Linked DNA regions of Homo sapiens: region 2 is linked to region 1. Evidence: chromatin loops called from intact Hi-C (ENCODE). Cell type or tissue: left lung. All regions are shown on one strand. Links, peaks and the distances in the headings refer to the core of each region. The heading gives the core; the rest is flanking DNA. Region 1 has its middle 9.2 kb from the start of HLA-B. Region 2 holds the start of PSORS1C2 (psoriasis susceptibility 1 candidate 2).

Region 1 (8,529 bases), core at 464-8,463:
GTGAATAGAAGTTTATTCACGATTTGACTCTGCTTGTCTATTGTTGGTGTATAGGAATGCTTATGGCTTCTGCACACTGATTTTGTACCCTGAGACTTAACTGAAGTTGCCTTTCAGCTTAAGAAGCTTTTCAGCCGAAACAATAGGGTTTTCTAGATATAGGATCATGTCACTTGCAAACAAAGACAATTTGACTTCCTCTCTTCCTATTTGAATATCCTTTCTTTCTCTTACCTGATTGTCCTGGCCAGAACTTCCAATACTATGTTGAACAGGAATAGTGAGAGAAGGCATCCTCGCCTTGTGCTGGTGTTAAAGGGGGATGCTTCCAGCTTTTGCCCATTCAGTATGATATTGGTTGTGGGTTTGTCATAGATGACTTTTATTATTTTGAGGTATGTTCCTTCAATACCTAGTTTATTGAGAGTTTAAAAATATGGAATGCTTCATGAATTTGCATGTCACCCTTGTGCAGGGGCCGTGCTGATCTTCTCTGTATCATTCCTATTTTAATATATGTGCTGCCAAAGCGAGTACTGATCACAAGTTCTTAGAAGTGGAGATAACTGAAGAAATGTGGGTGAGATGGAGTGTTGAATTTCATCTGCAGTAATTTCTGCATCTAATAAAATGTCATTATCTCCGTCTTTTATTCTTTAATTAAGTGGTAAAATGCATTACAGATTTGAAGTTTAAATATTCTTGTATTCTGGGGATGAATAACCTGGGCAGGATATTTAATTTATTTATAGCTCATTGGTGGACACAATCTAGTATTATTTTTCTCAGTATTTTTACCTCTAATTGCTTAGAAGTGATTATCTTATCATGCTTTTCTCTTATGTATTCCCTAGCTGGCTTTAGAATCAATGTTATTTATACATAAACAATAATGAGTTTACTGGCTTTCTCTATGTTTCCTCATTCTCTTGAATATTACGTATAAGTTCAGTAACCTTCTTCAAAGTTTTGGTAGAACTTATGTGTAAAACAGTCTGGATATGCCTGAACGGAAAAAAAGTTTTACAACTGTTTTAACTTCTTTACTTGTAGTAAGTTCTCCCCATTGCCATAATCTTGTTCATAGTCTCAAAATTATTTAAACCTCTACTATATCTTTAGTGGCATATTTATCTATCATAATGTTATTTTATTCTTAATTACCACTGCCTGTTTTATTTCTCCGTCAAAAAAACAGCTGCTTTTGGTGGGCTGGGCCCTCAGCAGTGGCAGCTGCCAGCTCAGCCTTGGTGAGTGGCGACGCAATTGCTGTGCCCATGTAGTGTCCATCACAGCCACCATGGCCACTTTGTGCAGGGACTCCATGAGCAAGGCCTGTGTGGCTGAGTGGCATCGTCCATCAAGCCATCTCACCCACCTGGTTACAGGGAGCCCCATCCCCTTAAAGACCCTCTGGTAGGCATCCACACACAACCACTATCGTCACACACTCGGCCTATAGCAAGAGGTCTATGCGTACCTCTCTCCTCTACCTCCCAGTTTTCCAACTCTATTTTCCTCGTTTGTGACTGGCCAGCCAAGCCATGAGCGACTGCCCATGACTCGTTCATTCATGCGCTATTGGACATCATTTCACACCCCCCACCTCCTATGGGTTTGTTTGGGTTTGATCCCTAGTTCCTGGCTCGAGAGCCATTTCCAAAGCTGTTCTGGTGTCAGCTCCCAAACCTACTGCTCTTGTTGTAGATTTTCCTCTTTATATGTATTTGTTTCCTGGAATTAAAAACAATTGCACTAATTTTTTCAATCCAGCATTTCCAAGGATGTGCAGTAGGAGCGATTCTTCTTAGCGTAGATAGAATTGCTTCAAAACATCAGCAAAGTATATTTGAGTGAAGGACAGCATGCGTGGAGAAAGAAGGACAATCCACAAGTGGGCAGTGGAGTTTCACATAGTGAACACTCAGGTAAACAACACCCACATCAAAGTACACCAATCACAGCCTCCCAGAAACATCACTGGATCTTACTCAGTCACAAACCACCCTCCCCAACCCTAGAGTAGCCACTCCTGATTTCTAACACAGATAAGTTCTGCCAGTTCCAGTTGAATGGCATTATACAGTCACCATCATGCTCCTGGGTCTCATCATCCTGCTGTGTGTGGTCATAGCCTATTCACTCCCATGGCTGTCCAATGCTCCACTTTATAAATAGCTCACATTTCTTGTCCCTTTGCTGTTGATAGACAATTGTGTTATATCCAGATTTTACAAATCGTGATGCTATGAATAATATTTTCATATATTTTGGCACACACATACATGCATTTCTATTGGTTGATAACTAAGACTGCTATTGCTGGGTCATAGGTGAGTAGATGCTTGGCTTAGTCTCTCAAAAAGCAAGTTTCTAGTAGTAAACAAACAGTACAGGAGGGTGAATCTCTTACTTAGAAATTATTCAGATAATAAATGAGGAAGGAATGAGAGACTGAGACTATAATAACTCTTTTGCAACCCATCAAGAATTAACAGATTTAACCATTGAACAGCAATGGCGATTAACAACACAATAAAAAAAACTAATGTGAGGTTCTTCCTCTTGATGGAAGAACACAATACAGCACCATCAAACAAATACAAGTGAGAAAGAAATCAAGCCTGAATAGAAGCTAACCTCCATAGCCAATTACCAATTTAGAGGCAATACAGATAATAAAAACACATATTCAAACAATGGCTTGGGGAGCAATCAGCAAAATGCACACTATGGGAAGTTCTACCACACAATATAAATTTCAAGAAAGAATCTATAGAATAAAAGAGAACAAAAGCATATTTCTAAAGGTAAAACTAAATCATAGTTTTGGATGATAAAAATATAAAATAGAACAAAGAAGTTATGATCGTAAAAGTCAGGATGTATTTTTATTTGGGGGAGGAAAGAGTTTATTGCTGAGCTGGGGCAAATGATGGGGCTTCTGGTTTGCTCCGCAAACGTCTATCCTTGGTGGTTAATGGGTGTTTACTTTTTATTAAAGGACACAAATTTTAGACCTTCTTTTTTTCCTTTTGGAGTCCTAGATTTTATTTTATGACACAAAGGCTAATGAAAAAATAATTTATAGAGTATGGTTACTGTTTTGCACGAAGCCCCCTCCCCATCTTCCCTCTGAGCACCCAGGACAACCAGCAGCCCCAGGACCCCCAGAAGGGGTGACCTCACTTCTAGGTGTGCATGCAGCTCACATCACCAGAGGCAATATGCAGGTCTACTCCTGGACTCCTGGAAGAACCTGATAGGACACAGCTGAAGGGAAGCCTTCCCTGCCATCTGCAGGCTCTTGGCCATCAGTGTAGAGGGAGCGGGTCCTCACCTCTCCACAGGCGCCTTCACGGCCAGAGCCTCCTCTCTGCATGGGGAGTAAGGCCTGGCCCTTCCCCTGAACACGGTGACATGGATCTCGCCAAAGGTGGAGATAACACCATTCCTCCCCCACCAACCTCACGCTTCTTTTGCTTTACAGGAAGATTGACGCAGGCTGGTGTCCAGTGAAGAAATGCGTGGTGCGTAGGAAGGAGAGGTGGATCTCAGGGCTGTGCGTGATCTGCAAAGGAAGCGCATCGACCACCAGGTGGCGCTGCTGCGCTGCTTCTGCTCCCTGGAGGTGGATGCCCAGGACGAGCTTTGAGGTGGAGAGAGGGATGTCATGGCTCATCCTCCAGTTTCCAAGTAAAAACCTTCCGGCCAATCTTGGCCGCGCGTCCTGGTGTAGCGAGCGGGCTTGGAGGAGCTCACCGCTGCTGTCATGGTTCGTTTGCTAAACTGCATCGTCGCTGTGTCTCAGAACATGGGCATCGGCAAGAACGGGGACCTGCCCTGACCGCCGCTCAGGAATGAATTTAGGTATTTCCAGAGAATGACACAATCTCTTCAGTAGAAGGTAAACAGAATCTGGTGATTTTGTGTAGGAAGACCTGGTTCTCCATTCCTGGGAAGAATCGACCTTCAAAGGATAGAATTAATTTAGTTCTCAGCAGAGAACTCAAGGAACCTCCACAACGAGCTCATTTTCTTGCCAGAAGTCTGGTTGAGATCTTAAAACTTACTTAACAACCAGAATTAGCAAATAGAGTAGACATGATTTGGATAGTTGGTGGCAGTTCTGTTTATAAGGAAGCCATGAGTCGCCCAGGCCATCTTAAACTATTTGTGACAAAGATCATGCAGGACTTTGAAAGTGACACGTTTTTTCCAGAAATTGATTTGGAGAAATATAAAATTCTGCCAGAATATCCAGGCGTTCTCTCGGATGTATTAAGTACAAATTTCAAGTATATGAGAAGAATGATTAATATGAAGGTGTTTTCTGGTTTATTTTAAGTTGTTCCCCCTCCCTCTGAAAAAAAGTTTATATTTTTACATTAGAAAAAAAGACTTTTGTTGACTTTAGATCTTTGGATAATTATTTCTAAGCAACATGTTTTTACTCCCCACTAATCTTGACTATATCAGATACCACTTATGAAATATTCTTGCTATAATTAAGTGCCTCTCCAAGACCCTGACTGAGTCCCCAGCACCTGCTACAGTGAGCTGCCATTCCACACCCATCGCATATGGGACTCTTGCCAGTCCTTGACATTGTCGGGCTTTTCAAATGTTGGTAGTATTTCTTAAAGATGAAGATGCACATACCCTCCAACTGAGAAGTTTCACTAGTGGGAAATACCGAAAGCTCCTTACGTGTATACCCAGAGGTTTGCACGCAAATGTTGCAGCCTTGTTTGTAACAGTGAAAAATTGAAAACAACCTGGAAGTCCAGTGATGGGAAAATGAATATATTTCTGTCTTTTGGGGAACCCAAAGCAGGTTCCAAGACTGCAATTTCAGTGAAAGCAGTTTATTTTCTAGGTCTTACCAGAAATCATCAATTGAGGTACGGAGAAATGGAACTGAGAAGGTAAGAAAACCAGTTTAAAGCCAGTGAGCAGGTTCTCACTGGTAACAAACTCCATACTGCTGAGATACAGGGAAACGGAGGGGAGAAAGCTGGCATATTGATCCCCCACTCCTTGGTTGTCAGCTCCCTGTCCTGTGTGTGGGCAGAATGTACTCCAGCTGCTCTATAGCAAGTCCCAGGTGTTTGCAGTAAGAAGCTGCTGGCATGCATGTGAACAGTGAATGGCAAACACTTAAAGCAATTTCATGTTTAAGTATATAAGCTCTTCATATCTTTTTTTTTTTTTTGACAGAGTTTCGCTCTTGTTACCCTGACGGAGTGCAATGGCACAACTTCAGCTCACTGCAACCTCTGACTTCCCAGGTTCAAATGATTCTCCTGCCTCAGGCTCCCATGTAGCTGGGACTACAGGCACGTGCCACGACGCCTGGCTAATTTTGTGTTTTTGGTGAAGACGGGGTTTCACAATGTTGGTCAGGCTGGTCTCAAACTCCTGACCTAAAGTGATCCGCCTGCCTCGGCCTCCCAAAGTGCTGGGATTATAGGCTTGAGCCACCCCAGATCTTTATTCTTTTTATGTAGTAAAAAGTATAAAGCCACGCATGGTTTATTTGAAATATTTTATGTTTTAAAAAAATACAGAAGCAGGAAAACCAATTCTAAGTTCAAGTGAGGGATGATGGTAGTTTGAACCAAAGGGTTGCATGTAGTAAGAAACTGTGATTTAAGATATATTTTAAAGTCAGAAGTAGCAGGATATTCTGATGGAGTTTGCCCTGGGTTTGGGCCCACTGAGTTTGAGATGCCTTTGAGAAATGAAGAAAGTAGAGAGAGAATAAAAGAAAAACTGGCCAGGCACAGTGGCTCATGCCTGTAATACAGTGGCTCAGCATTTTGGGAGGCAGAGACAGGCAGATACCTTGAGATCAGCTTGGGCAACATGGTGAAGCCCCATCTCTACAAAAAATACAAAAGTTAGCTGGGCATTGTGGCGCACACCTGTAGTCCCATCTACTCAGGGAGCTGAGATGGAAGGATCAATTGAGCCTGCGAGTTCGAGGCTGCAGTGAGTTGTGATTGTGCCACTGCACTCCAGCCTGGGTGACAGAAGAGACCTTGTCTCGAAAAAGAAGCTGAAAACAATGGAACCATGCCTTCAGAATTCCAGAAAGAAAGTTATTTTCAACGAATAAATCTATATTCAGCCAAATAATCAAGGGTGAAGGTAAAATAATACATTTTTAGGCAAGCAAAGACTCAGGGGTTACCTCCATGTATCTTTTGTTGGGAAACTATTGGAGAAAATACTCCAGCAAAATGAAGGAGTAGACAAACCAGAGAATGACATGGATCCAGCAAATAGGATCCAACACAGGAAATATTCCAGCTATGGAGCTGGCTTTAAAAAGAAACAGTAAAAATATTAATAGGTTAGCTGGGTGGAATGGCCCATGCCTGTAGTTCCAGCTACTCAGGAGGCTAAGCAAAGAGGTTGGCTTGAGCCCAAGATTTCCAGACCAGCCTGGCCACCATAGTAAGATTCCCTTCTCTTAAAAATAATAATAGGTTATGGCCAGATTTGGGGCATTTGGAAAGTAGTTCATTGAAGATAAAGCAAAAGTTAAAAAAAAAAAACAAGGGGGAAGGGTGGTTAGGCAATCATTAATTCTAGGGCAGAAGGAAGCACAAGGCAGGAAGCAAGAGCATAATACTCTGTTTTTCTCAACAATGAGCAATATGTACATACTCATAATGATGTGGTGACTACTTAGCCCCTAAATCTGGTAACTACTTTGGGACAATATGGGGGGAAAAGTGAAGGTAGTGATGGTGTAAGAGCTAAATCCTCATCTGTCATATCAAGAAATTACTATAGAATGTATAAAATAATCAAGAAATGACTAAGTAGTTATGTGAGAAAAAAATAGAAGACATTGCTAAAAGAGTTAAAAGTCATTGCTCTGGAGAATTAGGAGGGATGGGGCAGGGGACTGTTAGGATGCATTATAAACTGAAGAGGCTTTTTAAAATTACATGTATTAATATATGCACCCACTTGAAAAACTAAAAAAATAATAATTTGGAAAAACCCATGAAGGTAACTACCAGGAGGAAAAACTAAGAGAATGAAAAGTGTTTGCCTCTCGAGAGAACAACTGGCAGGACTGTTGTTTTCATTGTAAGACTTTTGGAGCCATTTGATTTTACTTAACCATTTTCATGTATTCCTTTAATAAAAACAACTCTATCATAATAAAAAGTCACACTTGTTCATAGAAAACAAACAAACAAACAAACAAACAAACAAAAAAACCTTCCTGCCCAGCCCATCTCATTCTCCCTGAATCCTCAGTGCTAATGAGGACTGTCTCCTTCTCACCTGCCTGGACTGGGCTTTTTAACACTGGAAAGTGGATGTGATTTCTAGTTTCAGCAGGTCCTGGTTTATTGTGCTGCCAGTAAAATAAAATCAAAATACACACTGAATAAATAATAAATAAAATAACCCATGGTGAGCAAAGGTTTACAATGTTTGTTGTTGTTGTTGTTGTTTGAGTCAAGATCCCACTCTGTGGTCTGGGCTGGAGTCCAGTGATGCGATCACAGCTCACTACAGACTTGAATCCATAAGCCCAAGGGATCTTCCCATCTCAGCCTCCCCAATACCTGGGAATGCAAGTGCCCACCACCGTGCCCAGCTAAGTTTACTTATTTTTATATCTTTTAGAGACGAGGTTCTCACAATGTTGTTCAAGCTGGTCTCCAACTCCTGATCTCAAGCAATCCTCTTGCCTTAGCGTCCTGAATTGCTGGGATTACAGGGGTGAGCTGTCATGCCCAGCTTGTAATGTACTGACACCTTCAAGATTTCCTTCTCCAAGTGTGGACACAGCAGCAGACGCCCCTTGTCTCTTGGGTCAGGACACTGGGTAGAGTGGAAGAGCAAGACAACAAAGTCACTGCAGAAAGCATACATGTGGAAGAGGTCCAGCAGGGAGGGCCAGCTGTCCCAGGGACACCATATTTAGGGATAACTCCTCTTTCTGGGCAGGACTGTTCTTTGATTACTTTTATATTCACGATAGTTCTGAAATCGTAGGATGATGATACTCAAGACTGGCTAGGATTTGTTTTCAAAAAACCATCTCCGAGACTTGTCGATCTTTTGAATGGTTTTTAGTGTCACAATTTCCTTCAGAACTTAACTCATTCTTAACATTTCACAGACTACTTTCAGTTAATAATGTACTAGTGCCCATAAATATAGAAATATTGCAACCATTTATCCTCTATAAAATGTCCATCTTTTATGGTATAGATATTATATGTAATATATCTATATAGGTTGTAAGTCCCACGATAAAAAACTTTTTCTTATCTTTAAACAGTTCTATGTATATAAAGTAAGAATAAATGAGGAGAGCAAGATAGCCTTTTGCACTTAGCTCAATATTTACCATTTTTGATCATCTTCATCTTTTTTGATAATCTCATTTTCCACCTGGTATCATTTGCCTCTAGTCTGAAGAATTTTCTTTACCAATTGTAATTGTACAGATCTGCTGGTGACAAATTCTTTTAATTTTCTTTTACCTGAAAT
Region 2 (8,582 bases), core at 259-8,258, 230 kb after region 1:
TTACTCCAGAGGCTGAGTTGGGAGGATTGTTTGAGCCCAAGAGGTTGAGGCTGCAATGAGCTGTGATCGCACCACTGCACCCCAGCCTAAGAGAGCGAGAACCTGTCCTCACTCCCCAAACAAAGGGAAGACGCAACATGATTTGGTGTACATTTTTTTTCCTGAGGGACTTACTGGATGGTCCCTTCCAGAGTGAGGTACACATATCCACGCACTGTGGTCAGCGATTGCTCCCGGCACCCAGCGCAGCAGATGGGTGGGTCTAACCAGGTCACTTCCCCAGGAGGGCATAATTGAGCAGTTTCCGCATCAGGTCCACGTGGGCCAGCAGCATGCGGCAGGCAGCGGCTGTGGCGCTTCAGGCCCAGGGCGTCCCCATCAGCGTACTTGGACTGCAGCAGCCCCAGGTAGGCCTCCCACGTGTTGCCCACAGTCTTGCTGCAGGTGAAGCAGCGCACACAACTCCTGAGCTCAAGCGGTCCTCCTGTGTCAGCTTCCCAAAGTGCTGGCATGAGCCACTACGCCTGGCCTGATATATATATATATATATATATGTTTTTTTTTTTTGAGACGGAATTTCACTCGTTGCCCAGGCTGGAGTGCAATGGTGTGATCTCAGCTCACCACAACCTCTGCCTCCTGGGTTCAAGCGATTCTCCTGCCTCAGCCTCTTGAGTAGCTGGGATTACAGGCATGTGCCACCATGTCCGGCTAATATTTTTGTATTTTTAGTAGAGACGGGGTTTCTCCATGTTGGTCAGGCTGGTCTTGAACTCCCGACCTCAGGTGATCCGCCCGCTTCGGCCTCCCAAAGTGCTGGGATTACAGGCGCGAGCCACCACACCAGGCCCGCGTGATGTATATTTTAAGACCTCTTTTGCTGGTGGAGGACAGGCTTTGTGTGAGGGGGAGGGATAAACAGTGGGAGCAAGGGGGCCAATTAGAAGGGTGTTGGGGAGGCTCAGGGGAGATGGTGGCTCAGGATGATGGGCTGGGTTTGGACAGGGTGTGGAGGGGCTTGCAGGTGGATGGTGGAGGAGTGTAACGAAGGTTTCTGGGTGAGCCCTGGAGGGAACAGATGAGATCACGCCATTGCATAATAAGGTGTTCCTTACTGTGGGGTAGCGGACCAGGCAGGGAACAACCTGGGAGGAATCAAATTTTATTTTGGACATGTTACTTCTGAAAGGCTAACAGACTTCCAGGCAGAAAGGTCCTTGAGGGAAACGTTCTAGGGGTCTCTCTGGGAGGCTTAGATCAAGGAGCTGAGACCAAAAGGAGAATGGGAGGGAGGAGACGAGTACAATAGAGTTGGAGCCAAGGTCCTAGAGGCGGATAGGTGGATTCCTGAGGGAGGAGGAAGGGGCTGAGGTTGCTGGAGCCTGGCAGCTTCTTCCGGAGCCATTGGCAGGACTGATGCAAACAGCTCTGGGTGGGAAGAGGGAACCAGGATATCCTCCTGTGTCCTTCCTTTTCTGCAGTCATCCTGGGTGGCTGCCAGATGGAATTCCTTGGATATCATTGCTTGGAGGTCCCCTGCATGCCTGAAGAAGGACATGGTGGAGAGCAGGATGCCTGGATCCCATGGGGGAAGGGAAGTGCCCAGGAAAGCACGAAGCCCCAGGGGGAGCTTTCAGTGCGGGGGTGAGTGGGGAGGCTGGGGTAGTAGCTGACACTGTCCCAGCTGCATCCCAGGTTTGAAAAGCACCTCCTCCCTCAGCGCAGGCATCCTGCCTCCCAACCCTGTAATTACGGTGCTTCCCAACGCCCATCGCGTGGTTTGCTCCCATTCTTTGGCTTCCAATAGTTGCAAGGGATGAAGGTGGACATCTCTGTGATTACGGAGATGCCAAGTGGGTATTGACTGCTCCAGGATGTGGATGGAGGGTGTGAAAACCAGGGTGGGGTGACGCAGGCTCTGGGTCATGATAGGGAGAGCAGGCAGCTGGGTCCTGGGCTGGAGGACTAAAATAAGGGACGCCACCTTCAGGGGTGACACATCAGCCCAGGCCTTCCCAACGGGTTTGACCAGTTCTGTTCTGATGGTATTCCTGTGCCACTGGGCTGGTCCCTCCTCCACTCCTCCCCTATAAAGCCTCTTGGGGTTCCCAGGCACCCAGACTCAGCCCACCCCAGCTTTGGGGGCCAGTACATAGCCATGATCCTCAACTGGAAGCTCCTGGGGATCCTGGTCCTTTGCCTGCACACCAGAGGTGAGGTGGGAACAGAGGCAGGGACTGCAGTTTGGGGTGATGAGGGATACTCAAGATGGCGGAGGTGAACTGGACGCATGGGGTTGGGGACAGGAATTCAGGGGACGCAGAAGGTGCATCTGGCTCACCAGAAATGGCTTTCTGGACACATTGGGTGGGGGACATGGTGCAGAAGGTGCATTTGGCTCTCACCAGAAATGGTTTGCTGGCTCCATGTGGCAAAGTCGGTCAGGATTAACGTGGGGGGGACGAGTTTCCTCGGAGCTGGGATCTGTGTTAAGGAGCTGGGGTCCTTGTAAAGCTGGGGTCTGTGTGCCTGGGGGCCAAGGTGTAACCCACTTTGGGTTGCAGGTTGGCCTGAGGACAAAGCTAGTGGGGTACCCCAACCAGGGGTGGATGGAGCTTATTTGGAGAAGTCTGGTCAGTTTAAAGTGGGTCAAGTGAACGGTTCAGATCCATCGGGGGTAGGGGTTCATGACATTTTACCATCAGTTAAGTATTTACAAACCTACCGAGAGCTCTTTGAGAGTGACTTTTTTGGTCTGTTTGTGGGTCAGTTCAGGCTGCGTCCATCCAGACAGGCTCCTCCTCCTGGGGCTGGGGCTGGGTGGGGCTGGGGAGAGAAGCCCTCACCACCTCTTACCTTTCTCCTTCCTCCTTTACAGGCATCTCAGGCAGCGAGGGCCACCCCTCTCACCCACCCGCAGAGGACCGAGAGGAGGCAGGCTCCCCAACATTGCCTCAGGGCCCCCCAGTCCCCGGTGACCCTTGGCCAGGGGCACCCCCTCTCTTTGAAGATCCTCCGCCTACCCGCCCCAGTCGTCCCTGGAGAGACCTGCCTGAAACTGGAGTCTGGCTCCCTGAACCGCCTAGAACGGATCCTCCTCAACCTCCCCGGCCTGACGACCCTTGGCCGGCAGGACCCCAGCCCCCAGAAAACCCCTGGCCTCCTGCCCCTGAGGTGGACAACCGACCTCAGGAGGAGCCAGACCTAGACCCACCCCGGGAAGAGTACAGATAATGGAGTCCCCTCAGCCGTTCTGTTCCCAGGCATCTCCAGGCACCCACGCCCTCTCCACCCTCTGATTCCCCGTGAATTCTTCCCAATTTAGCCTGTCTCCTTAAACCTCTTCCTCATTCCCTCGGTTTTATTCTGAACCCGTAAGGTGGTGTTCTCAATATTTCCTGTCCCCTCCTGAGATCCATACTTAGTCCTCACATCGCCCGTTTTTTCCTCTGACAGCCTAAGCCTACTCTCCTACCTCGCCTCCAGGCCTCGGCCGCACCTACCTCCCACCCGGTCTTCCTGCCCGCGCGATCGCTGGGGCAGGGCTATGGTACTGTGTTCCCTTCTGCCACCTGGTGGCCGGCGGCAGGAACTATCAGTAGACAGCTGCTGCTTCCATGAAACGGAAAAATAAAAATCATGTTTTCTTAATTCTGAATCTAGGCTGCTGCTTTAACTAACACTTAGGGTCTTTTTTATTTATTTTTATTTATTTGTTTTTTTCTTTTTTTGAGACGAAGTCTCGCTCTGTCGCCCAGGCTGGAGTACAGTGGCACGATCTCGGCTCACTGCAAGCTCCGCCTCCCGGGTTCACGCTATTCTGCCTCAGCCTCCCGAGTAGCTGGGACTACAGGCGCCCGCCACCACGCCAGGCTAATTTTTTGTATTTTTTAGTAGAGGCGGGGTTTCACCGTGTTAGCCAGAGTGGTCTCGATCTCCTGACCTCGTGATCTGCCCGCCTGGGCCTCCCAAAGTGCTGGGATTACACGCGTGAGCCACAGCGCCCGGCCTCTTTCTTCTTTTTCTTTCTTTTTTTTTTAGACGGAGTCTCACTCTATGCCCAGGCTGGAGTGCAATGGCACGATCTCGGCTCACTGCAACCTCCGCCTCCCGGGTTCAAGCCATTCTCCTGCCTCAGCCTTCTGAGTAGCTGGGATTACAGGTGCGCACCACCATGCCCGGCTAATTTTTGTATTTTAGTAGAGATGGGGTTTCACCATGTTGGCCAGGCTGGTCTCGAACTCCTGACATCGTGATCTGCCCACCTCGGCCTCCCAAAGGGCTGGGATTACAGGCGTGAGCCACCGTGCCCGGCCAACACTTATGTTTTTGACTATTAGGATGCCCTCTTCACAGTCCTAAACTTACGGAGACCTGGAAGTAACTTGAGTTCCTATCTTGCCCATGTCCAGCATGTAAGGCTCTGGGGCTTAGCAGGAGGAGGGTTGGAAATGTCACTATGCAAGTCACAATAACATTCAGGCCCACATTTCTCCCTTTCTGAGAACACTATATTAAAGAATGGGAAGGCAAGTTTCATCTCTGTTTAATGGCCTATGGCTTGGATACCCCTAGTGGTATATGCAAACCTTCCCAGGGGTGTGTCGGCAGGACCAGTTTTAAGGGAATCAGTTTCCAGATTAATATGTGCCCCCCGCTAGAATGAATCTCCTGCTTGTCCTGGGCCTGACCAGAGTGCCCTTCCCAGAGCCGCCAAAGGTCAATAGGAAACAAATCAACCTTTCCCATCTCATTAAGAGATTCATTTTCTTTCTTTTCTTTTTTTTTTTTTTTGAGACGTATTATCTCTCTGTCGCCCAGGCTGGAGTGCAGTGGCACGACAGATATCAGCTCACTGCAACCTTCGCCTCCTGGATTCAAGTGATTCTCCTGCCTCAACCTCCCGAGTAGCTGGGATTACAGGTGTGTGCCACCACACCCAGATAAGTTTTCTATTTTTAGTAGAGATGGGATTTTGCCATGTTGGCCAGGCTGGTCTCGAATTCCTGATCTCATGGGATCTGCTTGCCCTGGCCTCCCAAAGTGCTAGGATTACAGGTGTAAACCACCACGCCTGGCCAAGAGATGCATTTTCAATAAGTTACTTTTCATGTCTTTTTGTGTGTTTGTTTGAGACAGGGTCTCCATCTGTCATCCAGGCTGGAGTGCAGTGGCACGATCATGGCTCGTATAGCTTCAACCTCCTGGGCTCAAGCAATCCTCCTATCTCAGCCTCTGGCGTAGCTGAGACTACAGGTGCACCACCCCTGACTAATTTTTTGTATTTGTTTAGTTTAGTTTTGTTTTGTTTTTAGAGATGGGGTTTTACCGTGTTGCCCGGGCTTGTCTCAAACTCCGGAGCTCAAGTGATCGGCCCATCTTGGCCTCCCAAAGTGCTGAGATTACAGGCACGAGCCACCGCGCCTGACCAACTTTTTATGTTTAATCCTTGTGAATATTCCTAGTTTTGGTTAACTGCAATAATTGCAATACAAATAGAATAACTGTTTCTAACACTTGTTCAAGGGCTTGTTCACGTATTTTTTAAAAGGATGCTAACAGATATGAAAGTTCTATGGCATTATATTCAATTTGCTACACTTAGAGTGACGTGCAGTCTCCGACAGACTGAGCACAACAAATTGTTTTTAATTTTAAAAACTGACATGGCCAGGCATGGTGGCTCACGCCTGTAATCCCAGCATTTGGGAGGCTGAGGTAGGCAGATCACTTGAGGTCAGCAATTCAAGACCAGCCTGGACAATGGTGAAACTCTGTCTCTACTAAAAATACAAAAAACTTAGCTGGGCATCCCAGCTACTCGGGAAGCTAGGGCATGAGAATTGCTTGAACCTGGGAGGCAGAGGTTGCAGTGAGCCGAGATCGCACCACTGCACTCCAGCCTGGGAGACAGAGTGAGACTCCATCTCAAAAATAATAAATAAATAAATAAATACATAAATAGTGATGTGATTTTTAACATGTATTTGCAATTCCTTGAAAAGCATACCCTTTGGAATGCTATTAAATTATTACAAATGTTAAATGTTGACTTAAAAATGTGCAAGGGGCTGGGCAAGGTGGCTCATGCCTGTAATACCAGCACTTCGGGAGGCCGAATCGGGTGGATTGCTTGTGGCCAGGAGTTTGAGACCAGCCTAGGCAACATGGCAAAACTGTTTCTACAGAAAATTTAAGAAATTAGCCAGATGTGGTGGCCCGCACCTGTAGTCCCAGCTACTCAGGAGGCTGAGGTGGGAAGATTGCTTGACCCTGGGAGGTTGAGGCTATAGTGAGCCAAGATGGCACCACTGCACTCCAGTCTGGGCAACAGAGTGAGACCGTGTCTCAAAACAATACAAATGTGCAAGGGACATAGTTTTTCAAAATCCTTTAAAGAGGCAATCAGGTTAGAAGGACAGGAGCTCAGAGATCCCAATGGTCTACTGTCAATCAAGTATCCGACCAGGGTTAGGGATGAAGAGGGGTTAAAAGAAACTGAGGTTGCATAACCTTAAATTTCACCACTTAGAACCCAGTTTGCTTATGTGGTAACTCTCATTAAAAACTACATATGAGAGGCCAGGCGCGGTGGCTCACGCCTGTAATCCCAGCACTTCGGGAGGCCAAGGCGGGCGAATCACGAGGTCAGGAGATCGAGACCATCCTGGCTAACATGGTGAAACCCAGTCTCTACTAAAAAATACAAAAAAAATTAGCCGGGCATGGTGGCCGGCGCCTGTAGTCCCAGCTACTCGGGAGGCTGAGACAGGAGAATGGCGTGAACCTGGGAGGTGGAGCTTGCAGTGAGCCGAGATCGTGCCACTGCACTCCAGCCTGGGCGACAGAGCGAGACTCCATCTCAAAAAAACAAACAAATAAAAAACCAAAAAACTACACATGAGATCAGGCGTGGTGGCTCACACCTGTAATCCTAGCACTTTGGGAGGCTGAGGCGGGTGGATTACCTGAGGTCAGGAGTTCGAGACCAGCCTCACCAACATGGTGAATCCCTGTCTCTACTAAAAATACAAAAAAATTAGCTGGGCATGGTGGCGGGCGCCTGTAATCCCAGCTTCTCAGGAGGCTGAGGCAGGAGAATCCATTGAACCTGGGAGGCAGAGGTTGCGGTGAGCCAAGATCGTGCCACTGCACTGCAGCCTGGGCGACAGAGCAAGACCCCATCTCAGAAAACAAAAAACAAAAAAAAACTACATGTGGTCCGAATGAAACAAAACTAAGCTTAGGGTTTAGGAATAATCTGAGAACACATAAGAATTGTAGGTTGAGCCTAGTAGAATTAAATAGGCCCCAAGCTGGACTGGATTCACCCATTCATTCATTCATTATCTTACTTCCTCAATGTGTCCACGAATGCCGGGTGCCATGGGAGAATATAAGAATATAAATAATAAAAATATGTAGTTTCTACTCAGAACTTAAAATTGAGAGAGACAGAATTTACAGGCAAGTTTAAATAACATCAAAGACAGTAAAAATGCATATTTCCTAATAATGACATGAGCGAGCGCCAACGTAATAGCCTTGGCAGTAAACGCCGTGAGTTCAGAAGAGTCACGGTGAGCTGGACTAGTCAGGGGAGGCTTCTGGGAGGAGGGCCCGGAGCGGGACCTGAGAGAAGAACAGGCAGTGTGTCTGGAGGATGGACCAGGAAGGGCAGACCCGGAGCCTCATACAGGGTGCAGGTACAAAAGCTGCCCCCAGGTGATGAGCTCTCGTGGCCAGAACCACCAGCTCTAGGGACCAGCCCTTGCGCGTATGTGCATCAGCCTTCGTGTGTGCTGTTCCCTATGTCTGGAATGGCCGTCCTCTCCCAAACCAGCTGCATTTCTCCTCAGGGATGCCTCTGCCTACACCACTCCTTCCCGCACCCCACCCGACCCCCAACGCCCTTCACCCCAGTCACCCTATGGCAATGATTTATTCATGTCTGTCTTCCCTTCCCAGGCCATGAACCTTGTGGGGCAGGGACTGTGTTCTACGCATTTCTTCTTGAACCCCTTTACCATTTTTGTGCCTACGGACTCCCAGAGTGCTAAATCACTCCCAACAGCCCCGCCTATGCCTCTGCCGGGACCTTTTCCAGGGGCAGAGAGCTGGAAGCACTTGGAAATTTTTCTCTCCCACATCCTCACATGCCACCACCCTCCCACTCCCCCAGCCCGCCCCCAGACCTTAACCAACGGTGGACAAATATGAAGGTGTCAGTACCCCAGCCCTCCATGAGACTTAGCTTGGTTCCACTCATGTGCTTGGGTCCCACTTTCCCACTCCCTTTCCACTCCTCCCCACCCTCATTACTTTTTTTTTTTTTTAAGACAGGGTCTCACTCTGTCACCCAGGCTAAAGTGCAGTGGCACAATCATAACTCATTGCAGTCTCAACCTCCTGGGCTCAAGTGGTCCTCCTGCCTCAGCCTTCTGAGTAGCTGGTACTATAGATGCACTCCACTCACTGGGCTAATTTTTTAATTTCTTGCAGAAATGATGTCTTGCCATGTTGCCCAGGCTGGTCTGGAACTCCTGGACTCAAGCAATCTTCCTGCCTTGGCCTCCCAAAGC

What was found. Hi-C counts contacts between places; a loop is a spot of excess contacts. Peaks named below come from ENCODE experiments on the same cell type or tissue, not always from the same donor. Only the 100,000 strongest peaks of a DNase experiment are listed, where the experiment ranks them.
Region 2: a loop joins it to region 1, with 7 times the contacts of the local background. A loop is called at or near these places in 105 of 110 quality-filtered maps.

What each region holds. Positions count from the first base shown.
Region 1 is chr6:31,362,142-31,370,670 of GRCh38, reverse strand. It overlaps the pseudogene DHFRP2 and the pseudogene RNU6-283P. Among named protein-coding and RNA genes, the nearest start is that of HLA-B, 9.2 kb to the right of the region's middle. In left lung, for the core only: a CTCF peak has its summit at 3,569 (motif pointing right); a DNase peak (open chromatin) is centred at 3,600; H3K4me3 peaks cover 442 bases; H3K27me3 peaks cover 884 bases.
Region 2 is chr6:31,132,603-31,141,184 of GRCh38, reverse strand. It overlaps PSORS1C1 (psoriasis susceptibility 1 candidate 1), which reads right to left. Exons shown (of 6, transcript NM_014068.3): 4 at 2,726-2,755; 5 at 2,406-2,529; 6 at 1,093-1,544. The coding sequence ends at 1,253. It overlaps PSORS1C2 (psoriasis susceptibility 1 candidate 2), which reads left to right and starts at 2,119. Exons shown (of 2, transcript NM_014069.3): 1 at 2,119-2,213; 2 at 2,879-3,651. The coding sequence starts at 2,159. The coding sequence ends at 3,234. It also overlaps the pseudogene POLR2LP1. RefSeq lists an enhancer at 2,619-3,599. In left lung, for the core only: CTCF peaks have their summits at 3,389 and 3,591 (motif pointing left); a DNase peak (open chromatin) is centred at 3,544.